2 separate regions of the Homo sapiens genome follow, and region 1 is linked to region 2. The links are chromatin contacts, found by Hi-C or POLR2A ChIA-PET in ENCODE. All regions are on one chromosome and are shown on one strand. The core of a region is the stretch at or near the end of the contact, and the rest is flanking DNA. Distances in the headings are between cores, read along the strand shown.

Region 1 (5,129 bases), core at 2,555-5,054, 44 kb after region 2:
ATAAAAGTGTCCCTTCCTAGCCACGAACTGTTTCAGCTAGCAATTTAGTGGATTAAGAAAATAAACACAGGGAAACTACTTATGGGAAGCAACATTTTATGATAAGCTATCCAAGAAAAGATTGATTACACCAATAGCATTTTAAGTCAGCCAACAATAAACTTATCTAAAACATGGCTATAACTTCCTATTATTCTCCTGACATCTAATTACATAACTTACCTCCTTTTCACTTGTCATTTCAGTAACTGCAGGCCTTTTCTGAAGATAAAATCAGAATGCAAAATAGATTAGGTATAATAGAGGTAGACACATCATAAGTATTTCTGATGCTGCTTTATCTGGAAGGGATGGGTTTATAACTTTGCCAGAAGATGTAAATATGTATATTTTCATTATGAAATGCTTGAACTATGACTGTGACTACCTAGCTACTATTACTCATAACATTATTTAATTCAACATTTTTACTCATAGCCTGGCATTAGTAAAATAAAGTCTGTTCCTAGAAATAGCATTTTCAATTAGTGGTCTACAATACAATCAACTTGTAAAGTTACATGTTGATATGGTTTGGCTGTGTCCCCAACCAAATCTCATTTTGAATTCCCAGGTGTTGTGGGAGGGGGCCGATGGGAGGTAATTGAATCATGGAGGCAGGATTTTCCCATGCTGTTGTAGTTGTTATTAAAAGGGGGCGTTTTCCTGCACAAGCTCTTTTTGCCCGCTGCCATTCCACATAAGATGTGACTTGCTCCTCCTTGCCTTATGCCATGATTATGAGGCCTCCCCAGCCATGTGGAACTGTAAGTCCATTAAACCTCTTTCTTTTGTAAATTGCCCAGTTTCAGGTATGTCTTTATCAGCAGCGTGAAAATGGACTAATACACATGTTAAATGTACTAAGAAAAATAAGAAAATACCATCCAGGGTCAAGTCCTTTCCTAACCCCTCCTTTTAGCCCTCACCATTATGATTAATTTTAGTCTACGATTTGGTTATTACCATAGATTTTACTCAGACCAAGAAGGTACATGGAGGAAGTCAGGCTGGAGGAAGTAAGACATGAAAATCATGGTATAGAGCAAGCAATTAGCTGATATTCCAAGTAATTGTATTTGTCTAAGATTCTTTCATGAAATGCATTCGGGTTATTTTTCAACAGCTTTTAACCTCCAACCAGTGAAGGACTGCTGTATCTAGAAGGAAATATGTGCACCCTCTCCCTGCTGCGATCAGCTCAACAAGTAAATATACCCACAAAACGAGAATCATCCAATTTATAGGATTCTGCAGTTCACCCTCAGTCCCCTTTAACAATCTATAAAAAGGATTGACTATGTTTCATATGAAGATTTGTTTTTCATATATTCTGAGCATATTGTAAAAGAGACAAAAACTACTTTTTGCTGGGCAGATATTGGCAATAACATAGTCATGTTTTCAAGAAATATTATTTCTACCAAAACATTAAAAATCACTATGAATGATTTGTCATGTGGCCTTGCATCGGGCTGTGGTAACCTCCACAACAGGCAGTCCTAAATTGGAGTATCTGTGATTTCTTTAAAGACCCTAACAGCATAATGAGTGAAAGTCTACTGAATCTGACTCAACGGCATTAACTGCATCTCCAAGGGTGAAGTGAGAACTGTGTGAGTCAAAGAAAACTTTATAGTACTATAAAATACTGGTGTAGAAGTCACAGGGGAGGGGAACTGCAGGGTAAGTGAGGGTGAGAGCTGACTTCCTGCCCAATCACTAACTTGGCTGAGGCTGGGCCTTCAGTGGCAAAACTTCCTTACCAGCCTTACGTTTGTTTGTTTATTTTCTTTTTGAGATGGGGTCTTTGTTCTGTCGCCCAGACTGAAGTGCAGTGGCACGATCTTGGCTCACTGCAGCCTCAACCTCTGGAGCTCAAGTGATCCTCCTGCCTCAGACTCCTGAGTACCTGGGACTATAGGTGCATGCCACGACGCCTGGCTAATTTTTGTATTTTTTTGTAGAGACAGGGTGCTGCCATGCTGCCCAGGCTAGTCTCGAACTTCTGAGCTCATGCGATTCACTCACCTCAGCCTCTCAAAGTACTGGGATTACAGGCATGAACCACCACACCCGGCCTACCAGCCTTAAGTTTATAATCATAATCACAACCACAGCAAATGAACACACTCCTCTTCTTAAGCATTTCGGACACAAAGTTAAGCTCTCCAAAAACTCAGGGTGCCAGCCATATTGTACTTTTTCTAAATCTCAATGTTACCTGGAAGAAAAGTCAGATGTAAACTAGTCAACATTACTATCTACATTAAATAGAGAAAATATAAACACACACAGAAAACAGAAACATCTTTTCCCAGAGAGAAAGTAGGTGGGGCCTTAAAATTTTTCACTCCTAAATTGAGAGCAGTTTTACTTCAGTTCAATGATCAAATCTATTCTCTACATATTGACAGCTTCAAGCAGATATAAGTAGCAGCAAATTACAATACGTGCCATTTGGAATGCAGTTTTACAATTATAATCTTTAGCTGCATTACATTCACAAAACTCAGAAAGGCTTTATGGATCTCAAAGGGGACTAATGAAAATATTTGGTCAGAACACAAATGAAGTGTAAAGCCAATAGCTATTTTTAAAATACAAAAATTACTTAACACAGTTCACAGCACACAGTAAATACTACGTAAACAATAGGGCTTTTTAAATTTATTTAAAAGATCACATATATTCCCAAAAACCAGAAGTAGTAAGTGCTAATATTTTGGTTTATATTTATTTCTAGCCTTTCCCACATTATACTTTCTTATAATTTATTGATGATATTTGGAAAAGTCACCTCTTTTTGAAAATTTGCAGTCTCAAATATTTTGCTAATGATCTAAATCTAGTAATTTTACAATTGATGCTACTGGGCCTTCTAAGTATAAATTCATAATGTCTAAATAATACTGTTTGTTTTCCTCTGTATGTGTGTAAAATTATTTAAATCCATAAAAAATTCTAAAACAATATTAGTAATGGTGATATGGAGCAGATCTTAATTTATTAGTGCTCTTTCTATGAGATGGAGTGTTAATTTGCTGGTAAATTAATATCTCTTTCCAATCATCTTCAATGCTACTTCCAATACAGGATATTCAGCAGCCATTGATGGCAGAGTGGCGACAAGCCAGGCAATGTTCTAAGCAATCTGAACAATTCATTTAATCCCCACACCTTGGTGGGGGGTACATTAATATGAAACAATTTATTTAATCCCCACAACAACCTAAAAAGTTGGGCATTATTATCATTCCCATTTTATTGATGAGGAAACTAAGGTAGAGAGAGCTTGAGTAATTTGTTCAAGGTCTCATTGCTAGTAAGGCACCAAGCCATAGTTCAAATCCAAGCAAAGCTGGCAGTTCCAAACTTCTTTTCAAATATGTACTGCAAGGGGAAGAGAAACATCAAACTTCAGGAGAAAGCCAACATGCTGGCCAGGTATCACCAAGTCGAAAATGCAAACTAGAATGGTAGGCCAGCAGCCTCATATGATAGGCCAGAGAACACTAGCATTCCTGCAATACAGGAAAGATCTCTGCAGAAAGAAGATACATTTTTGTACAAACTATGGCCAATGATAAGAGTTCTCTAAGGAAAGGCAGATTTCATGCTTCAGACACTCCACGTGGTAGAGTAATGGCTTCCGGTTGGCCCAGGAATCTCATAGACTTCTCAAGCCAGTGAATTTTAAGTAAGCTGTTGGCACTAATTCTCTTGCACTCCTTTCTCCCTATTTCTTCCCTTCACGAGCGGGAGGGAGGCATGGTCTCATTTCAGCAGCTGTGACTCAGCTGTCTACTCTACATGCCCACACTAGGAATTTGGACAACCCTTTAGAGATGCCATTTACAAGTGAGAAACTGTTGGGAGAACAAGGATGTGTGCCTCTTTCAGTTAGCATCTCTTTTGTGTAATAAATATTTTTAACCTAGTTTATTTCAGCATCTACAACCCATATATTTCCTCAGGAAGGGCATTTAGTTTACTAGAACCAGCTATTTGAGAATATCTGTATTTAAGCCCGCCTACATATCCCTAAAGCAGGACAAGGCAATTATATTCTAAACTGTCTCCTACAGAGTTCAAAGCAATCCCACAAAGGAAGAGAAAGGAAATATCAAGGGTATCTGTCAAGTGTCTGTCTGCATAGAGTACTGCACAGACCAGGGCATAAGAGAACATTCGCTGGTCCCTTTCATGAATTCCATCCTACTTTTCAAGGAAAACGCAGAGCTCTACTTATTCTAAATGATCATTTATTTAAAATGAAAAAAAAAAATCAAATGTGAGGAGTTGCGAAAGACTCCCAAGCCCACTTAGTACAATTCTCCACCCAGTATAGGAATGTCCTCTAGAGTCTCAAGACAGATGGCCTCTCTGCATCTGCTTGGATATTTTTCATACTCTTCATCTTAAGAAAGGACAGGACTTCTGTGATATCAATGGTATTCCTCCGTGGTGTCTTTGAAATCACTGGACTATTCAGATGGAATGGCACGGCACATTTGAGAAATTAGATCTTTCCAAAGGCTACACCCTATTGAATGTAACATAACCACTGGAAATCGGAATTGAGAATGACTTTAAGAATCATTTAAGCACAGGTCACCACAATCTAGGTCAGTTTAGTAAGAAGTCCACGGGTGTATAAATGTGATGCCTACCTAGAATGATCACTTTATAAGGATTACCTTCCTATACTGACCCAACTTTTCAAAACATGGTTTTATTTCTGTTGCCTTTTTCTTACTCAAACCAATGTCTACTTAAGTTTTCTCTTTCCTTACTATTTAATTGACCTTAATAACCCTATTAAAAAAAGACTAACAGTAGTTAATAAATCACTAAAAGAAAAGAGAAACTATAGTACTGGGATTCTGATAGCTCATGGGTCACAACTGGGAGAAAAATAAAAGTAGATTCATTCAGCCCTTAAGAAGGACTGAGTAGAGCAACAAATTCCCTGTGATACTCCCCAAACTCTAAGGCACAATCCTATTCATCCTAAATATACTTATAATAGTAAATAGATACTCACAGAAAAAGTCCACATTTTCTCCAACTCCTAGTATTAGAGTTTC
Region 2 (4,542 bases), core at 1,407-3,906:
CAATGATCTTATGCAATGTTTAAGTTAAATCAGTAACAAGGAAAACCTGATAAGACTGGTTTAAAACCTAATCAGGTTTGATATCCAAATGCTAAGGTATTCTTGACTATTCTTATTAAATGCTCCCAGAAGTGCTATGGATCTAATACTTGTGACACAGTCTCAAGCAACACAGACTCATGTTTTATTAATCTCTGAATCTTTCTGCAAACATTAGGTGACAACTGAGCCAGATTTCCTCTAAGTTCAGATCAGTCACAGGGAATGAACTATTTTAGTAGAAGACAGATAAGCCTTTCCATAGAATATTCCTGATGAACTAGCCCTTACCATTAGGAAAACTTGTCAGTAAAGGGTCACACAAAGAAGCTCAAGGTAAGCACAAAAATGAAGCGAGCCTTAGACACTTTTGGGAGTACTATGCCACTCTAACTAGCTCCTTAGGTACTAAAATGCAGGTGTTAGATGATACTTTTGGAAAAGAGCAAAATAGAAAACTTGGATCACTTACGGAAAAACACTGTAGTTATTCAAGAAAGTTTCAACTAATACAACAGATGTAATTAAAACCTTTAAACTCTAAATGAAAGAATGTACATAAATATGTTTCACATCTCTTCTGTTGTTGTATGTTAAAGTTTTAATAATTTCCCTATTTCTCAATTTTAAGTATTAAATAAAAATTGTGGCTCTTCTTATACTAACAAAAACATCTCCATTTACTAAGCATCTATTTGTACCAAGTACTGGACTAAAGGGGTTACACATCTCAGACATGCAAAAGACTACTACAAAGTGGATATCACAGTATCCATTTTTATGGCTGAGTAAATAAACTCTTAAGTTTAAGGTAACTTATCCACCTCGGGATACAGAGTTGAGAAATCAATCAAGTCTATGATCCCAGAGACTGTGACAACAATGCCTTACATATTTACAGTATTAATAACACACAATGAGGATGTGGAGGCATGTCAAGTGTGCATTGAACATATATAAAACCAACTGTGTGGGTTCATGAAACATAAAAGAGAGTGAATTAAAATCATGGTGACAGTTTGCCTGCTTTTAGACTTAATGAGCATGCAAGTCAGATTGCAAACACAGATCTGCTATTCCCTTCATCATGTTACTTCCCTCCTACCTCTCACAGTATTAGCTTCTTTGGATTCAGAGGATGACTCCAGCGTTAGAAGATAGATATCTTCATAGAAACAGGCTCCCAACACCAAGCAAACTTCTCGTTTGATGCTCAGCAGCCCCAGCACTGCAGGGAAGCTAGCTGGGTTGGACCTACTATATTATAGTACCTTGGTCTCTATGTGCCACCTTCTTTAAGGATGTAAACTCCATAAGCGAAGAATAATCTACTACTCTGTTGACTTTTCTAACCCCATGCCTGGTATATGGTAGGCCCTTAATAAATATCTGTTGATGTATGGTTAATTTAAATGCAGTTCTACTATATTCTGCATGCTGGTTTTCCAACACTGACAATTGGCGACGCTGAATTATCCAGGACTCCATCCCAAACCCTCCCCATTTAATTCTAACCAGTTTGTCAGCATTTACTTAAAGAGAGATTTCCAATATCACAGGATTCTAGAATCCAAGGAGTATGTAAAACCAGCCATTAGAATACCCACTTGGGCCCAAAGTAGTAGAAGGCTCAAAGCCAACTATCGACAAATTCAGTGACTTAACCTAATGTATCCAATATTATCCAACCTGACATAACTTGCAGCACTTTTAAAAACACCAATACCCTGGCCCTCACTTAAATTTAAGTGGTCTCAGGGCGGGCCTGGCACAGTTTGCTTTCTTAGCTTCCAAAAGAATCTAAACCGTCAAGTATGATCACCTCTGACCTTTGACTAATCTCCGAATCAAGTGTTGGCACAAGGCCAATACTACAATAAAAGATAATATTAAGTATGGTGATAGAGAGCATTTCTCCTTCTAAATTATTTCATATATAAATCAAACCACTAACTTGGGCCTCATTAATACTAGGTCCCTACATCAAACACAGGTTTCTTAGCACATAATAGCAATACTGAAATGGAAACCATTAACTACTATAAAAATTACAAAGTAATGTCCTACTTGAGAGTTTGAGAGAGCCTTCGGGAAAAAATATTCTCACTTTAATGATTTACAATGTTAGTTCAATTTTATAAAGCAATTAAATGAAGCAAATCCAGTACTTAATTTTTGAAATTTGACTCTCTAATGTGCATACATAACCTTCCCATGTTCACAATAAAAAATAATGCAAAATGCACAGATGTCCTCTCATTCCAAAATTGCTGAGTTTGTTTTGTAAGTCACTGGATTTAAATCTACAGGTGTCAGAAAATTAACAGGTCCCAATTTCACTGAAATATAGACATGAAAAGCAAAGGCTCACACACAGGGACAACAGAAAGCAGAGACTAAATTTAATGAATAAATTTAGGGTGACAGAGAGCAGAGAATATAAACTGAAGGAGGAACTAAGATGAAAAGAAAGGGATAGAGCCATGATCAACACTTACTCTATTTAAACAAACAAAACAAAATCCATTCATGTAAGAGGAATTCCAATAAAAGGAGAGATGTATTAACAATAAACTGTTCTGTTAAAAAAGAAAAAAAAAAAACGTCAAAGTGCAGACAAATCTGTGACGAGGCCAATGACCAAGATCCTGCTTTTACTGGTTGCTTCCTCTGACTAGTTGGAGCTTCCTTTGAATAATCCTAATTTTCCCCCAATGAAACTTTATCATTCCTGTCAACTCACTTCCAATTTATTTTTAACACAAAATAAATGCTACTAACTCAAGATTGCTACTAACTGGAATGAGGAGTATCTGAGTCAGAAATTATTTTCCTTTAACTCTTTAGGACCACAAAACCTAGAGTGAGGGGTGAGCCATGACAATTGTCACCTTAACTCCAAGTAGCTACGTGCTCTTCACCAAGCAAGTACTGCTACTTCTCTGCAACTAAGTTTCCATGTCTGTAAAGTAAGGCATTTGGACTAGGTTTCTACAGTACTCTCTAGTTCCAAAGTACAATACAATTATAGACTACAATAATGGTCTTTAAAATTCAGGCACCAGGAAGTCTTTCCATTATTCAGAGGCTATAGAAGAATAAAACTCTTCACTCTATTTAAAAAAACAAAACAAAACAAAAAACAAACAAACAAAAAAAAAAACACACACACAGCAATAACAACAAAAAAATCACCCAAGAGCTAAACTACATAGTTGACTTAATTCACGTTCTTTTAAAGAGCCTTGGCTTTGCATGCAGTTTAAATTCTACCATCACTTCACAAGTCAAGTTTCCTGCCTTTAAAAGATATATTACACATTTTACCAAGGGAAAGAGGTTATTTCCCCATTACTGTCCCACCACTCTTTCCTTGAAATTTTACAGAATCATTTCCCACTTCTATATTCCTGAAGAAAAGGTGGCAGTTTTGAGAAGTGCAGTAATGATTATAGAGAGTGAGCTCTTTTCCAAAGTACAGTTTAACTTTGAAGAGAAAAATGAAAATATTCCATATGTAAATAACGTTTAAAGGCAGGGAACCCCAGGTAAAACCTCAGATATAAGAACAATATAGATAGACATTTTACAAGAACAATATAGATATTTTATAAGACATTCAAAATATATCAGATCCTGGTCTGATAAATAGGAGTTTAAGTTAGGCTTCTACCTGGTAAACAAAATACTGCATGTGAAAACTGACTATTCTTTATTCTTAAATTCTTGACATACAAAAGAATATTTAAAGAAATTTAGCTGTATTCCATGTTCAAAGAATTATATTTAGTAGGTTAAATGTTAATAAATTTATAGAAATTACTGTCTTCCAAACTCACATGTATTGAGAAGCTGAATAGATTATGAAAGTTTAGCAATTTTTTAAAAAGCTTTAGAAATTCATTTAATTTTTAACCTTTCTCTCATATTTTAGTAAATGCTCTTATGGCATATGCCACAAAGACGTGGATGCCATGTTTCTGAAGAATATTTTATAGCTATGCTAGTGAGGAAATCTATTCCAGAACTGAGCACTTTGTTCCAATGATGGGAGGTAAGAGGATAGTAGCAAACAGAAGTTCCTTTCTTCTAAAGCAGACAGTCTTGTAAGAGAAAAAAAAACATTCAAACTTTGAAACCATTCAAAACTTGAAACCATTCAAAATATTTATGGTCTAAATAAACATTTGTTAATTTTTTACCATGTAGAAGATTAAAAGCAAAGCTTGAATGGACAGGATACAATAATGAGCAAGAAATGAAAGCTGCATTTCAGAGGCTTAGAGTTTACAGAAAGGACATATCATTTGTTCCCTTGCACATAACAGAATCAAAATAAATATTTTTAAAATAAGTATTAAAACAAAAAGTGGTTCGACGATAATAGCTTGTGCATATTGTAGTACTTGCCTTCCACCCACAGAGCTTAATGTACTAAATTACAAACATCATCATCCACCAGGGCATCCCTGTTATTGATGTAGCTGGAAAGTATTAGTCATT

Evidence for each region. A loop is a pair of places that touch in the nucleus more often than their neighbours do. ChIA-PET counts read pairs that join two places held with the same protein, here RNA polymerase II (POLR2A). Pooled maps may share reads with other maps.
Region 1: a map of CD4-positive, alpha-beta T cell shows a loop between it and region 2 (8-fold over the local background). The contact joins two enhancer-like sites. A Hi-C loop is called at or near these places in 1 of 168 maps with a recorded cell type or tissue (CD4-positive, alpha-beta T cell) and 1 of 50 pooled maps. POLR2A ChIA-PET finds 5 or more read pairs at or near these places in 2 of 52 experiments (WTC11 and common myeloid progenitor, CD34-positive).

What each region holds. Positions count from the first base shown.
Region 1 is chr6:128,409,072-128,414,200 of GRCh38, forward strand. The region is part of intron 1 of PTPRK (protein tyrosine phosphatase receptor type K); the gene reads right to left. Among named protein-coding and RNA genes, the nearest start is that of PTPRK, 110 kb to the right of the region's middle. Within about 2 kb of position 3,805, at least 3 of the 41 ENCODE cell types and tissues checked have a DNase peak (open chromatin) inside an H3K27ac peak, as active enhancers do.
Region 2 is chr6:128,365,760-128,370,301 of GRCh38, forward strand. All of the region lies in intron 2 of PTPRK (protein tyrosine phosphatase receptor type K), which reads right to left. Among named protein-coding and RNA genes, the nearest start is that of PTPRK, 150 kb to the right of the region's middle. Within about 2 kb of position 2,657, at least 2 of the 41 ENCODE cell types and tissues checked have a DNase peak (open chromatin) inside an H3K27ac peak, as active enhancers do.